2 separate regions of the Homo sapiens genome follow, and region 2 is linked to region 1. A link is an interaction called in ENCODE POLR2A ChIA-PET data of the cell type or tissue named here. Cell type or tissue: Panc1. All regions are shown on one strand. Each heading gives the region's core, and the rest is flanking DNA. Links, peaks and the distances in the headings are about the cores only.

Region 1 (7,201 bases), core at 1,728-4,227:
CATTCAAAGCAACATCTGATGAACCACGCATGTCAGATGAATCATATTTACTTTTGGAGTATAAGAGTTCTGTGACTATGTGGTATTGACACTCATTTTTATCCTGTGTGGCACCTAAATTAAATTTAAAGATAGTTCTTTCAGGAAGAAAGGGGAGCCCTCATGTCATGTTACACAGTGGTGTATCAGTGGAATTAATTTATTGTAGCCTTCAGAGGTGATTGATTTAAAAGACAATATTCATACTAGAGTGTAGATGTGACTAAACAGTTTTACACCAAAACTTGGAAGAAGAGAAGACACTGGGGACAAATAGGCTGAAGAGTGGGGTTCAGTTGGATGAGTCTTAAGGCATAGGGAAATGGTTTGGGAAGTTAAAACATGCAAAGAGCTGATGATTGAAGCATTTAGATTTAGAAAGTCATTTGTTTTCCTTTCCAGTGTCCCTCATTATTAAATAGCTCCTTGATGGCTAGAATCCTATCCTAACAGTCATCTGCTAAGCACTTACTGTGGCATAGGTCTTGGAACTATTCAGTTCATAGTTCTTTTTTAATGAGAAGAAAAAAGAAAACTAGCATTTATTAAGCAGCTGGTGGTTTCCAGGCACCACCTCATGGGATCCTCACAGCAGTCCTACCTGACAGGTGCTCTGAACCCTGCTATATGAAGGGGGCCTGTGAAGCTTAGGTTGACCTGAAACTGAAGAAGGTTCCATCCTGGAGGTCTGTATCAAGTGGGAGAGCTGTGGTATAAAACTCCCTGTCTAAATTCAGCCAAGTCATGTGCTTGCCGGCCCACCCCTAACATGTTTGTGGGGACCCAGTCAGAACAGGCTTATCAATACAGGGCCATATACCATCTGTTTAAACCAGTGGTTCTCAGCTGCAGACAATTTTGCCCACACACCGCCCCCACCCGCCGCCGGGGACATTCAGAAATAACCGGAGACATTTTTTTGGCTGTCACCACTGGGGAGGGTGCTACTGGCATCTGGTGGTTGGAGGCCAGGGCTGCTACACTCCTCACCTCCCAAGCAAAGAATTATCTGACCAAAAATGTCAATAGGCTGAGAAAACCTGTATCTAAACTATTAAAAGCTGTAAATCCAAAGAAAAGATAAATGTTCGAGGGGATGGATATCCCATTTACCCTGATTTGAGCATTACACATTGTATACATGTATAAAATATTATTATATGTCCTCCCCAACTATGATATATCATTAAAAAATTTTTTTAAAGCTATAAATCCAGTCACCACCCCCATGGCCCGGCCTCCATGGCCACCAGTGGCCCTGCAGAAGCCTTGTCCTTTGCCAGCTGCCCTAGGGAGCCTGACCATAGGTCTGCTGCACACATCTACACTGACCAGGGCACAGGTCTGGGGCAGCTTGGCTTGTGATAACCACCTGTTCCTTTAGCTAAATTGTCTTCAAAAAACTTTCCTAGAGGTCTGAAATGAAGAAGAAAAACACTTACTGCCTTTGTATTTTGGGTTTATGATACACAGAGCCTTCTAAAGTGCAGGACCCAGGACTAAAGGCAGTATTGGTACCTGAGATATTACAGGCACTGGGCAAGTTCTTGAATGATAGGCGTACATTTATGTACAGTCTGTACTGCTTCATTTTAAGGGCTGTTACTGTGTGGTGTAAGGCTAGATTGAGCATGTTTTAACTACTTTGGCTGGGAAGTAATTGACTTTTTCAATACCTGTATGCTCTCATCTTTCAAATAGCAGTGTGGTTTAGAACCAGAGGTTTTTTACTTGGGGTCTGCAGACTAACCATAGAGGGGTTCCATCGGATCCTCAGAGCACAAATCTGTGTATGGTTGTGTCGGTATACATGTATGCTGCTGGTTTGCATGTTTTCTGTAAAGAGGGTATATTGCAAAGCTTAGTTGGGTTCTCAGAAATGAGAATGGCACAAACTACTCATGGGCTATATATATTCTCTAGGGTTACTTCTAGATGTTTAGAAGCTAAGATTAGGAATTTGTGTTGAGATCAGAAGTGGATTTGTTGTGGTCCAGTGTAATTTTTGACTGAAGGAAGAAGCTCTCTGTTGTGTGTAGGTATACATAAAATGAAAGTTACACGTTAACTTTTTGTTGAAGTTATTGCTGTGGAATCACCAAGCTCGTGGTAAAAACTAAGTTGTGGGAAATACTTTGCTTTCTACTTAGTAGAGTTGAATGCTCAGAAAGCCATAGTTTTCGAAATGTCAGATTGTTTTACCTAGAAGGATACATAGAAATTATCTAGAAATTCACTTTTTGGGTGAGGAAATTGAGGGTTAATGATATTCAGTGAGTTGTTCAAATAACCTAGGAAGTTTGTAACAGTATAGGAATAGAAGATGATATTTATAGCCAAGAACAAATATATTCTCATTTTAAACTATGGACTGTATTGACATTGCTTTACATTTCAATTAGAGTTTTATTGCATAATTTTAATTCCTATTTTTCTTCTCCTACCTTTTTTCTTTCTTCTTTCTTCTTCTTTCTTCTTTGTTCCTTTCTCCTTTCTTCTTTTTTCCTTCTTCCTTTCTTCTTTCTTTTTTCTTCCTCCGTCAGGGTCTCGCTCTGTTTCCCAGGCTGGAGCGCAGTGGTGCAATCATGGCTTACTGCACACTCAAGCTCCTGAGCTCAAGCCATCCTCCCACCTCAGCCTCTGAGTACTACAGATGTACACCACCACACCTGGCTAATATTTAAATTTTTTTTTTTTTTTTTTTTTGAGACGGGTCTCACTGGCTGGAGTGCAGTGGTGCTATCTCAGCTCACTGCAAGCTCCGCCTTCCAGGTTCACGCCATTCTCCTGCCTCAGCCTCCCGAGTAGCTGGGACTACAGGCGCCCGCCACCAGGCCTGGCTAATTTTTTTTTGTATTTTTAGTAGAGACATGGTTTCACTGTGTTAGCCAGGACGGTCTCCATCTCCTGACCTCATGATCTGCCCGCCTCGACCTCCCAAAGTGCTGGGATTACAGGCATGAGCCACCGCACCCGGCCTAAAGATTTTTTATAGAGATGAGATCTCACTACTGTATTGCCCAGGCTGGTCTTGAACTCCTGGAACTCAAGATCTGCCCACCTTGGCCTCCCAAAGTGTTGGGATTACAGGTGTGAGCCACTGTGCCTGGCCCCATTGCATAATTTTCTAATTGTAGTAAGATTCAACCATTTTTGAATGTATGATTTCATGGTATTAACTACCATTTACTATGTTGTACAACCATCACTGCTATTTCCAAAATTTTTCATGACTCTAAACTCTGTAACCATTAAGCAATAACTCTCCATTTCCTCCACCTGGTAACCTCTAATCTACCTTTTATTTATGAATTTGCCTATTCTAGATATTTCACATAATTGGAATCATATGACATTTGTCCTTTTGTGTCAGGCTTATTTCCTTTAGCATGTTTTCAGGGTTCGTCCATGTTGTGGCATGTATCAGAACTTCACTTGTTTTCATGACTGAATGATATTCCATTGTATGAATATAACACATTTTGTTTCTCCATCTGTTGATGGACAGTTGTGTTGTTTCCACATTTTGGCTGTTGTGAATAATGCTGCCGTGAACACTGGTATACAAATGTCTGTTTTCAGTTCTTTTGTGTATGTACCTGGGAGTGAAATTGCTGGATTATATGGCAATTCTATATTTATTTTTTATTGTATTATACTTTTTTTTTTTTTTGAGATGGAGTCTCACTCTGTCGCCCAGGCTAGAGTGCAGTGGCGCTATCTCAGCTCACTGCAACCTCTGCCTCCTGTGTTCGGCAGTTCTCTACCTCAGCCTCCCAAGTAGCTGGGATTACAGGTGCACGCCACCACGCCCAGCTAATTTTTGTATTTTTAGTAGAGATGGGGTTTCGCCATCTTGGCCAGGCTGATCTTGAATTCCTGACCTCATGATCCACCCACCTCCCCCTCCCAAAGTGCTGAGATTATAGGCGTGAGCCACTGTGCCCGGCCTTATTATTATTATTTTTTGAGACAGGCCCTCATTCTGGTGCTCAGGTTGGAGTGTAGTGACATGGTCTCGGCTCACTGCAGCCTCGACCTCTTAGGCTCAAGCAGTCCTCCCACCTCAGCCTTCTCAGGAGCTGTGATTATAGGTGTACAACACCACACCTGGCTCATTTTGTTTATGTTTTGTAGAAACAGGGTCTCACTATGTTGCCTACACTGGTCTCTAACTCCTGGGCTCACATGATCCTCCCACCTTAGTCCGCCCCAGTGTGAGCCACTGTGCCGAGCCTGGTAATTCCATATTTAGCTTTTGAGAAACGACCAAACTTGTTTTCTACAGTGGTTACACCATTTGACATTCTCACCAACAGTGCACAAGTGTTTCAGTTTCTCCAGTTTTCTTTCTAACATATATTTTCCTTTTTTAAAAAAAGTTGACAATTTTATTTTCATATTTCACAATATAGATAAAAACTGCACTTTTTTTGTCCCACTTCTCCACTCCAAAATGATTCTTTCTTTAATAGGAAGGGGGAGCACCTTTTCTGTATCAGACTGATAAGAAAACACCCAGAGTCACAGCATTGTGATCTCCTGGTGAAGCAGAGCAAGCAATATAAAACTGATATAGGGAGGCCTCCCCTCTATCCTTTCTGTCTGCTCGAGTCATTCTGGGCCAAGTGGGCACCATCATGGGACAAGCAAGAGGTCTCATCATTGGGGGCCCAGGCATCATTGGCATGTGGCCTCCCATGGGCAGCCTCATTCCAGGAGCAGGTCCCACTGGCATCATCCCAGGAGGAGGGCCCCGTGTGGGGTGCTGGCATCATACCAGGATGAGGAGGACCCAGAAGACTGGAGGGAGGTAGTATCATTGTCCCTGCCGGCGGGGAACAGAGATTGAAGTAGGAAGTATCTTTCCTTGTTGAAGTGCAACCCTTATTTTGTCAGTCAGGCTCTGAGCCTGTTCTTCCATCCATTTCTAATAGTAATCTTTGACATTCTGTCTCTGTTTCCTACCACTGCAATATGTCTTTCTCATAAATGGAGAGTCATGGATGAGGTGTGTGTTGCAGTAGTCACGGCCATTGGCCACTCTCTTCCTTTTTAACAGAAACTATAGCCATCGTAGTGGGTATGAATTGGTATCTCATTGTGGTTTTGATTTGCCTTTCCCGGATGGTTAATGATGTTGAGCATCTTTTCAAGTATTTATTTGCCATTTTGTATATCTTCTTTGAAGAAGGGTTTATCTAGATCCTTTGCCCATATTTTAATTGAATCATTTGTCTTTTAGTTGTTGTAGGAATTTTTAAATATATTCTAGAGTTAAACTCCCCAATTTGCAAATATTTTCTTACATTCTGTATGATTCTTTTTCTTGATCATGTCCTTTGATACAAAAAAAAGTACTTTTAGTGAAATCCAATTTATCTAGTTTTTGTTACTCATGCTTTTGGTGTTATATCTGAGAATCATTTGCCAAATCCAAGATCATGAAGATTTACCCTATGTTTTCTTCTAAGAGTTTTATGGTTTTAGGTCATTAATCCATTTTGAGTTAATTTTTTAATATGGTGTAAAGTAGGGTTCCAACTTCATTCTTTTGCATATAGAAACTTAGTTGTGTCAGCACCATCCGTTGAGACTATTCCTTCCGCCATGCAGTGGATTTGGTACTCTTGTCAAATATCAATTGGCCATAAATGTTTGGGTTTATTTCTGGACTCTCAAGTCTATTCCATTGGTCTGTATGTCTGTTTTATGCCAGTACTACAATGTTTTGATTACTGTAATTTTTTTTTTTTTTTTTGAGACAGAGTCTCACTCTGTCACCCAGGCTGGAGTGCAGTGGTGCAATCTCAGCTCACTGCAGCTTCCACCTCCTGGGTTCAAGTGATTCTCCTGCCTCAGCCTCCCGAGTGGCTGGGACCACAGGAGCCTGCCACACACCTGCCTAATTTCTGTATTTTTTGTAGAGGCGGGGTTTCACTGTGTTGGCCAAGCTGGTCTCGAACTCCTGACCTCAAGTGTTCTGCCCGCATTGGCCTCCCAAAGTGATGGGATTACAGGCGTCAGCTACTGCACCCAGCCTGATTACTGTAACTTTGAAAGTTTTGAAATCAAGAAATGGAAGTCTTCCAACTTAGCTCTTTTTCAGTATTATTTTGGCTAGTCAGGGCCCCTTGTAACTCCATATGAATTTGAGGCTTTTGGAATTTTGATAGGGATTGCCTTGAATTTGAAGATCGCTTTAGGTAATATTGGCATCTTAACAATATTGAGTCTTCCTATTCACGAACACGGATGTCTTTCTATTTACTGAGGTTATCTTTAATTTTTTTTTTCAGTGATTTTTGCAATTTTATTTGTACAAGCTTTCACCTCCTTGGTTAAATTTATTCCTAGGCATTTTTTTTCTTTTAGATGCATTGCATAATGTTTGAGATTTTAGAAATACTTAGCATAGTAAATCTGAATTTCAGCTTAAATAATGAGTCTAAGAAGGTACTGTGGAAGACATCTTGAGCTCTAGCTGGTTTGTCCTTGGATATTTAACATAACCTCTCTCTAAACCTCCATTTCTTCATCTGTAAAATATAGGGATAAAGCAAATCTGTCTTTCATGAGAATTGTGTAGATCAGAGATAATATATGCAAAGGATTAATTCCAGGGTATGGCTTAGAGTAAATACTAAATAAATAGTGCTTGGCTGCCAGGATTGTGTTTTCTTCTATGATTTCAATATAAATACCTATGTTGTACTTGAAGTATACTTTTTCAAATTGAATACAATTAATTTGTTGCAAAGGCTGAAGATTTTTACACAAACTAAATGCCCTGTTCCTGAGAGAGCTTTTTTATATTAAAGTATGTTGAGTCTGGAAGAAAAATAAAATGAAATGTCACACTTGTTCTGTTTCAATGGTGCTTTATCCTTAGAAGAGGGAGCATTTCTTCTCATGTTGCAACTTTCAGATGCCTCTTTGCTTTTTGAATCCTATCTGTGTCTTGACATTACAAGGTTAAATCTTAGACATTACCAGCATTTAACTTGAAAGAGTAGCAAAGCTGACTAACTTTTCCCCTTTTCTTTTACTACTTAGTGCATTGAGGCTTTACCCTCACTGGAGATTGCAATTACCGTCACCATCTGGAATTGGATTCATCTGTATGTGTAGAATATAACTTACATATAAAGCTGAGTATCAG
Region 2 (7,201 bases), core at 2,615-5,114, 120 kb after region 1:
ATATTTTTTGAGACAGAGTCTCACTCTGTCTCCCAGGCTGGAGTGCAGTGGCACTATCTTGGCTCACTGCAAGCTCCGCCTCCCGGGTTCACGCCATTCTCCTGCCTCAGCCTCCCGAGTAGCTGGGACTACAGGCGCCCGCCACCACACCCGGCTAATTTTTTGTATTTTTAGTAGAGACGGGGTTTCACCGTGTTAGCCAGGATGGTCTCGATCTCCTGACCTTGTGATCCACCCACCTCGGCCTCCCAAAGTGCTGGGATTACAGGCGTGAGCCACCGCGCCTGGTGCTTTGTACGTATTTTTAAAATAACAGATCTAAGACCAATGCAGTGTGTTCAAAATGAAAATATTCTACAGGAGACTGTTTCCCAGTACAAAAGATATATCTGCTGGAGAAATCACAATTGTAAGCTGCTTATTTTTCCATTTCCTCTTGAATTAATTTCCTTATCACATAGAGTAACAAGCTAGCTTTTAAAATCTAAAACCCTGGCCGGGCGCGTTGGCTCATGTCTGTAATCCCAGCACTTTGGGAGGCCGAGGCGGGTGGATCACGAGGTCAAGAGATCGAGACCATCCTGGCTAACATTGTGAAACCCCGTCTCTACTAAAAATACAAAAAATTAGCTGGGTGTGGTGGCACGCGCCTGTTGTCTCAGCTTCTCAGGAGGCTGAGGCAGGAGAATCGCTTGAACCCAGGAGGCAGAGGTTGCAGTGAGCTAAGATCGCGCCACTGCACTCCAGCCTGGGTGACAGAGCGAGACTCCATCTCAAAAAAAAAAAAAAAAAAAATCTAAAATCCTTTTCACTTCTCAGTATTTTTGCCCTGATCATATAGGGTAATGAATAGAAGTTTTCCCCACAATTTATCACCCCTCATATCCCAAAAGACAGAACTATTCTACAGTCCAAAAGAAAGGTGATGAAAGAAAACCACAGCAGCTCTGCTGCGAGGCTTGGTCCCAACTTGGCTGCAGCAGACAGTGAAGTTGTTATTCTTAGATTTGCTAGGAGAGCCGTACCTTCCTTCTGAGCAAACTCACATGGCTAAAAATGACATCATCTCCAACTGCAGGCTGCGCCCAACCCCTTGAAATATAGCTCATGCATGCCTTCCACTGTGGGAGACGCATCACAAAACTCAAGGCACTGCCCTAAGCGTGGGGAGGTGGGGAGTGAGTGTGGGGCATCCCACGAGCCTTAGCTAACTGGCATGGCTGAACCATCGAAGACTTGATGGAGGCCCACACACCCTCCTAAAGAATTATTTTGGGGAGGGCCATTGCTGCTGCAGGCTGTTTCAGCCAAATACATTCTATACTATCCCATTCTGAAACAGACATCATGTTTCCTCATTCCTGGAGGCAGAATCACAGAACACTGGTCTCACGATCCCTCCCTCATCAGCTCCCCGAGTGTTCCCACGGCACGGCCATGAGAACATCTGCTGGCCTGAGCCATGAGCGTGGTGCTCACCATGAAGCGACCCTCCCTCCGTGGACTTGTGATCCAACCCTTTCTATTCAGAGCTGCTGAACAACTCTATTTTGATTACTTCCTTTCTTTTTTAATGGCCCAAGTTCTCCTACAAAAGTCACAAGAATGACTGACATCCTTTCTCCTGCTCTTCCCTTGACCTGGGCTTTCACTGGTTTGCAGCACCGGCACCCCTCCCTCTTCAAGGACTTTGGTCACCCTGTGCTTTCTCTTCCCAGGTGCCACATCCTCCAGCCACACTTCAGCATGTAGCTGCCCATCCACTGTTCTCAGTGTTGCTTTTAGATCCTGTACATCAAGAGAAGTGGCCGTGACATCCCACTTGGAATCAATTTCAGACCTTTGGGTGAAGGCCACAGATGCTGACAAGCTCTTAAACAGGCCACGCCTGTAAACGGTGCCAGTCACTCAGAAGCATCGAAAATCTGGAGACATTAAGAGTTTCTTTGCAGATTTAAACATAGTTTCTTCCTTTCGGAAAATTTCTTCTCGTTTTTAAAAAATCTAGATTTGAAAACACAGGAACACTTATATTTCTGTTCTAATTTATGACCATATGGAAGGAAAAGGACCCAAACATTATAACCTAGTTTCAAATTTCTTCCATAGTCCAGGCTAACACAGTATTACTATGTTTTTGAAATTCACACTTCACATAGTGAGGTGCAGATGTTTTCATTCGCCTGTACTCTGCTCAGAAGGGGCATGGTGTTTCTGGAAAAAAGTGCCAGAGCCCAACCCACCTCCAGGCCTGGAGGGATGGACAGCACCAAGGAGGGGAGGGGGCTGCTTAGCGAGATAAAGAGAAGAACTGATGCAAAGTTATTTTCCCCATTCTGTATGTCACCGCATGTCTTCAGCAAATGATGGTACACACACACACACAGGAATCTATCCAACAACAAAAAGTAATCAACTACAGCTGGGTGCAGTGGTGCACACCTGGAGTCCTAGCCACTCAGGAGGCTAAGGAGGAAGGATTACTTAAGCCCAGGAGTTTGAGACCAGCCTGGGCAATATAATGAGACACTGTCTCTTAAAAAAAACAACAACAAGAAGTAATCAACTACTAATACATACTATTATACAACATGAATGTGTTTATTTGCTCTTAAACGGGAGCGGTGATGGAGGAGGTGGCCATGCGGGGGTAAGAAGGAAAGAGGAGCTTTTCTCCAGGACAAATCAGGGTGGCCAACGGACTTTTAAGGTTGGTGACAACTATGATGTCCTTTAAGTCATTTGTGTTTTGACAGTCATCAGTAAAGTCCTCACAGCTTATGCAGGCTTGTGGGACTGTACTTCTATTGGAGAACTTGAGGGTATAAGGTTTGATACCACGGCCAACCCAGAGTGGTTCAGAGAGCTAGCGCAGAACTTAGGAGGCCGCAGGACACTAAGCCTTGGGAATTGCCCGTCTACAGGGAAGATTTGGGGCTGCTACAACTCCTGTACTTCAAGAGGAATGAGACACATATATAGACTTTTGGGGTGAAGAGGAACCCAACTGACATCTGTTCACGATTTTTTCCATTTTTTAAATTTTTATTTATTTATTTATTTATTTTGAGATGGAGTCTTGCTCTGTCGCCCAGGCTGGAGTGCAGTGACGCGATCTTGGCTCACTGCAAGCTCCGCCTCCCGGGTTCACGCCATTCTCCTGCCTCAGCCTCCCGAGTAGCTGGGACTACAGGCGCCCGCCACCACGCCCGGCTAATTTTTTGTATTTTTAGTAGAGATGGGGTTTCACCGTGTTAGCCAGGATGGTCTCGATCTCCTGACCTCGTGATCCACCCGCCTCGGCCTCCCAAAGTGCTGGGATTATAGGCGTGAGCTACCGCGCCCAGCTATTTATTTATTTTGTTGAGACGGAATCTTACTCTGTCACCCAGGCTGGAGTGCAGTGGTACAATCTTGGCTCACTGCAATCTCTGCCTCCTGGGTTCAAGTGATTCTCCTACCTCAACCTCCTGAGTAGCCGGGATTACAGGCATGTGCCACCATGTCTGGGTAATTTTGTATTTTTAGTAGAGATGGGGTTTCGCCATGTTGGCCAGGCTGGTCTTGAACTCCTGACCTCAGGTGATCCACCTGCCTCGGCCTCCCAAAGTGCTAGCATTATAGGCATGAGCCACCATGCCCGGCCCCGGCCTGTAAGTGTTAAATATAGGTGGCTTGCTTCCCATTTCTTTAAAATTAAGTTTTTGGTTTTGTTTTTTTTTTTTAAATCACATAATCTGCATTATTTTGTTGTTTTATTTAAATAAAACACTTAAGATCTGTGGGTTAAGCAGTGTTTCTTGTCCTCTTAATAATAAACATGGGCATAAGCTAGCCCACGACTCAAAAAGACTTCACTTTGCCTCAATCAATTTTTGCAAATAAAATATAAAACCAGACATGGTATTCTCAAAGAAGCCACACAATTAATATTAAAATAATTCCCTATGTGTTTAGTATTCACCTTTTTCAAACAACAGTTATATCTTTGGTCACTGTATCCTCTTGGTAACACCAAACTCTTCTCTATAGTGGCGTGACATGAACCCTCGCAATTTGAAAGCTGTGTCATAGATCAGAGAGTCACTTACAGCTTAGCAAAAAACATGTAAAGGTCACACTGAGATTGCCAAGTAAGTAATCTACATTACAATTTACATCATTACTTTGGTTGATTTAACTAGAACCTACTGTATCACATCATTTTAGCTGCAAGCTACTGCTTTTTCATCGAGTATTAAAAACCATTTTCAGTCCAGGCATGGTGGCTCATGGCTGTAATCCCAGCACTGTGGGAGGCCGAGGCAGGAGGCTCGCTTGAGCATAAGGGTTCGAGGCCAGCCTGGGCAACATGGTGGGACCCCATATGAATTTTTTATTTTAAAAAAACCAATTTCAAAGACTATATCTCTCACAATTCCATTTAAAAAATACAAGCCATGGACAGTTGTTCAAATTTATAGTCTCCATGACTGAAAATTGAAAACCCAACCCAGATCACGTGATTCTTAGTAGAAGGAAAGACAAGCTAAAAACACATGCTTTTTCATCCATTCATTGAGCAACAGCAGCATCCTTTGGATGCCTACCAGGTGGTACCCAGGCACCACGGCCTTTCTTGAGCCGTCAGTATTCAATATGAAGCAATTATACTGATATGGAAACTATATGAACAATAAACTTATCTCTATCATCCATAACAACTGAGGTGCACTAGTCCCAGCTTGGCCAAAGATCAGTTACATCAGACAAGACCCAACCCTGCTCTAATCCTCAGTTACCTCAAATATCAACTAAGATTTATAACATTTGCTCCTCTTTTGCCCCCCAGACATTGAAAGGATAAAAAAGGAAAAAGCTTTGAAACAATAAAGCTTTACAGAAATGAAAATTATATACAATGTATTTATTTACCATAAGGCAAACATTTGCAATAAAACTAAAAACTTGGATTACCTCCGTAATAATGGACTCCATTGCCCACATGAAGGGTTATAGTTAATTTCCGACAATCAGGTGATGAATAATGAGGTCCTGAATGTCTCTCAGATAAAAGCAATCCTGCCATAACCTCCAAATGACAGGCCATGAACTAATTCAACTTCTTTTGCAACACGTGGTCCTTTCTAGCAATACCCTCAACAGAGGAGCACACAGATCCCCGCTCAGTGCCAAATCTCCACGTCCTCAGAACCTGTGGAGCAGGAGGAACTGCGGTCCCAGGCCCAATGCTCACACCCTCCACTGCCAGCTGGGCATCCCCCTCCATTCTGGCACGGACTGCCAGTCTCCTGAGTGAGTCCCTCCTGTGCCCCTCACCCCACATGGTCCCCCAACCCAAGTACGTTTTGCACACACAGCTGGGTAGCATTTGAAAGCACAGCTCTGATGATGTCCCTGCCAGGTGTGGTGGCTCACGCCTGTAATCACAATACTTAGGGAGGCAGAGGCAGGAGGATCACTTGAGCCCAGGAGTTCGAGGCCAGGCTGGGCAACATAGCAAGACCCCATCCTCCACAAAAAGGGGGGAAAAGCCCAAATTTGATGATGTCCCCAATGAAAGCATTCATGACCCTCCTCTGCATGGATAAGAAAGCCCACACTCCCAACCACAGTGTTCTGGACTGAATTGTGTGCCCCCCAGAAAGATATTTTGGAGTCCCAACCCCCAGTACCGGAAAATGTGACTTTATTTGGAGATAGGGTCTTTACAGAGGTGATCAAGTTAAAACAAGTTAAAACAAAGTCATTAGAGTGGGTACTGATCCAATAGGTCTAGTGTCCTTAGAAACCAGGGAAAATTTAGTTAACAGGTAGCTAAAGAAAAAAAGGGTGGTGGGGGAATTTGGAGACAGAGACAGACACACACAGAAGGGAAGATTATGTGAAGAGACACAGGGAGAAGACGGACATCTACAAGCCATGGAGAGAGGCCTGGAACAGATCCTTCCCTCGAAGCCCTCAGGAGAACCAACCCTGCTGATGTCTTGATCTACGACCCCCTGTGGACACCCACCTCCAGGTCCCTGCTCGTGTGTCTTGGCTTACGCTGACCTTGGCCTTCTCTCACATCTGCATATATTCAACTAGAAGCTTCCTTCAAAGCCATAAGACGTCACCACTTGCAAACAAGTTCTCGGATTCCTCCTGGCTGGAAATAACTTTCTTCTACCTCTGAACACCCCAGCACGTTGTGTTTCTCTTACTACAATTCTCATTCCCACCTTTTATGTCGTAATTATTTATGTTTATCTTTCAATTCACTTGCTAGATGTGCACTTCCAGAAGCCAACAGAAAGATCCTTACTGTATCACTGTAGAAACTAGTTCTGGGCCACATGTAGGCTTTGAACAAAAATATTTGTTTAATGAAACAAATAGTCTTCAAATAATAAGTCTTCTTTCAAGCCTGTTGAGCTTTCTGACAATTCAAAATGGCTTATGCTAATTATGAATCCTTAATCCAACATTTTCCAGGGCTATAAATGTGAAATGTTTTTTACTTCATTATGTTTTTATTTTTATTTACTTATTTCTTTTGAGACAGGGTCTGTCACGTAGGCTGGAGTGCAGTGGCACAATCATAGTTCACTGTAGCCTCAACCTCCCCAGCCCAAGCGATCCTCCCACCTCAGCCTCCTGAGTAGCTGGGACCACAGGCGTGCACCACCACGCCCAGCTAATTTTTGTATTTTTGGTAGAGACTGGGTTTTGCCATGTTGCCCAGGCTGGTCTCTAACACCTGAGCCCAAGTGATCCACCTGCCTCAGCCTCCCAAAGTGTCGTGTTACAGGTGTGAGCCACCATGCCTAGTCCATTATTATCTAGTGTTCTATATCTGTAATGTATTTCCCATATCAGTTGTTCTTCAGAAACTCCGAGAAGTATCCTTACTATCAGTAAAAGTTATTTTGCCCACTCTGTATTTCACCACGTCTTCAGCAACTATACAAATGATGGTACACACACACACACACACACACACACAAACACACACACACACACAGAGGAATCTATCCAACAACAAAAAGTAATCAACTACAGCCAGGTGCAGTGGCACACACCTGGAGTCCTAGCCACTCAGGAGGCTGAGGTGGGAGGATCACTTAAGCCCAGGAGTTCAAAAACCAGTCTGGGCAATATAGTGAGATCCCATCTCAAAAAAAAAAATCAGCTACTGATACATACTACAACATGAATG

What was found. Peaks named below come from ENCODE experiments on the same cell type or tissue, not always from the same donor. Only the 100,000 strongest peaks of a DNase experiment are listed, where the experiment ranks them.
Region 2: POLR2A ChIA-PET joins it to region 1 with 6 read pairs; 3 of 35 experiments call an interaction of 5 or more read pairs at or near these places.

Annotation. Positions count from the first base shown.
Region 1 is chr18:2,988,519-2,995,719 of GRCh38, reverse strand. The region is part of intron 1 of LPIN2 (lipin 2); the gene reads left to right. It also overlaps the pseudogene SNRPCP4. Among named protein-coding and RNA genes, the nearest start is that of LPIN2, 21 kb to the left of the region's middle. In Panc1, for the core only: no CTCF peak of the experiment used is centred there; no DNase peak of the experiment used is centred there; H3K27ac peaks cover 97 bases.
Region 2 is chr18:2,869,574-2,876,774 of GRCh38, reverse strand. All of the region lies in intron 2 of EMILIN2 (elastin microfibril interfacer 2), which reads right to left. Among named protein-coding and RNA genes, the nearest start is that of EMILIN2, 26 kb to the right of the region's middle. In Panc1, for the core only: no CTCF peak of the experiment used is centred there; no DNase peak of the experiment used is centred there.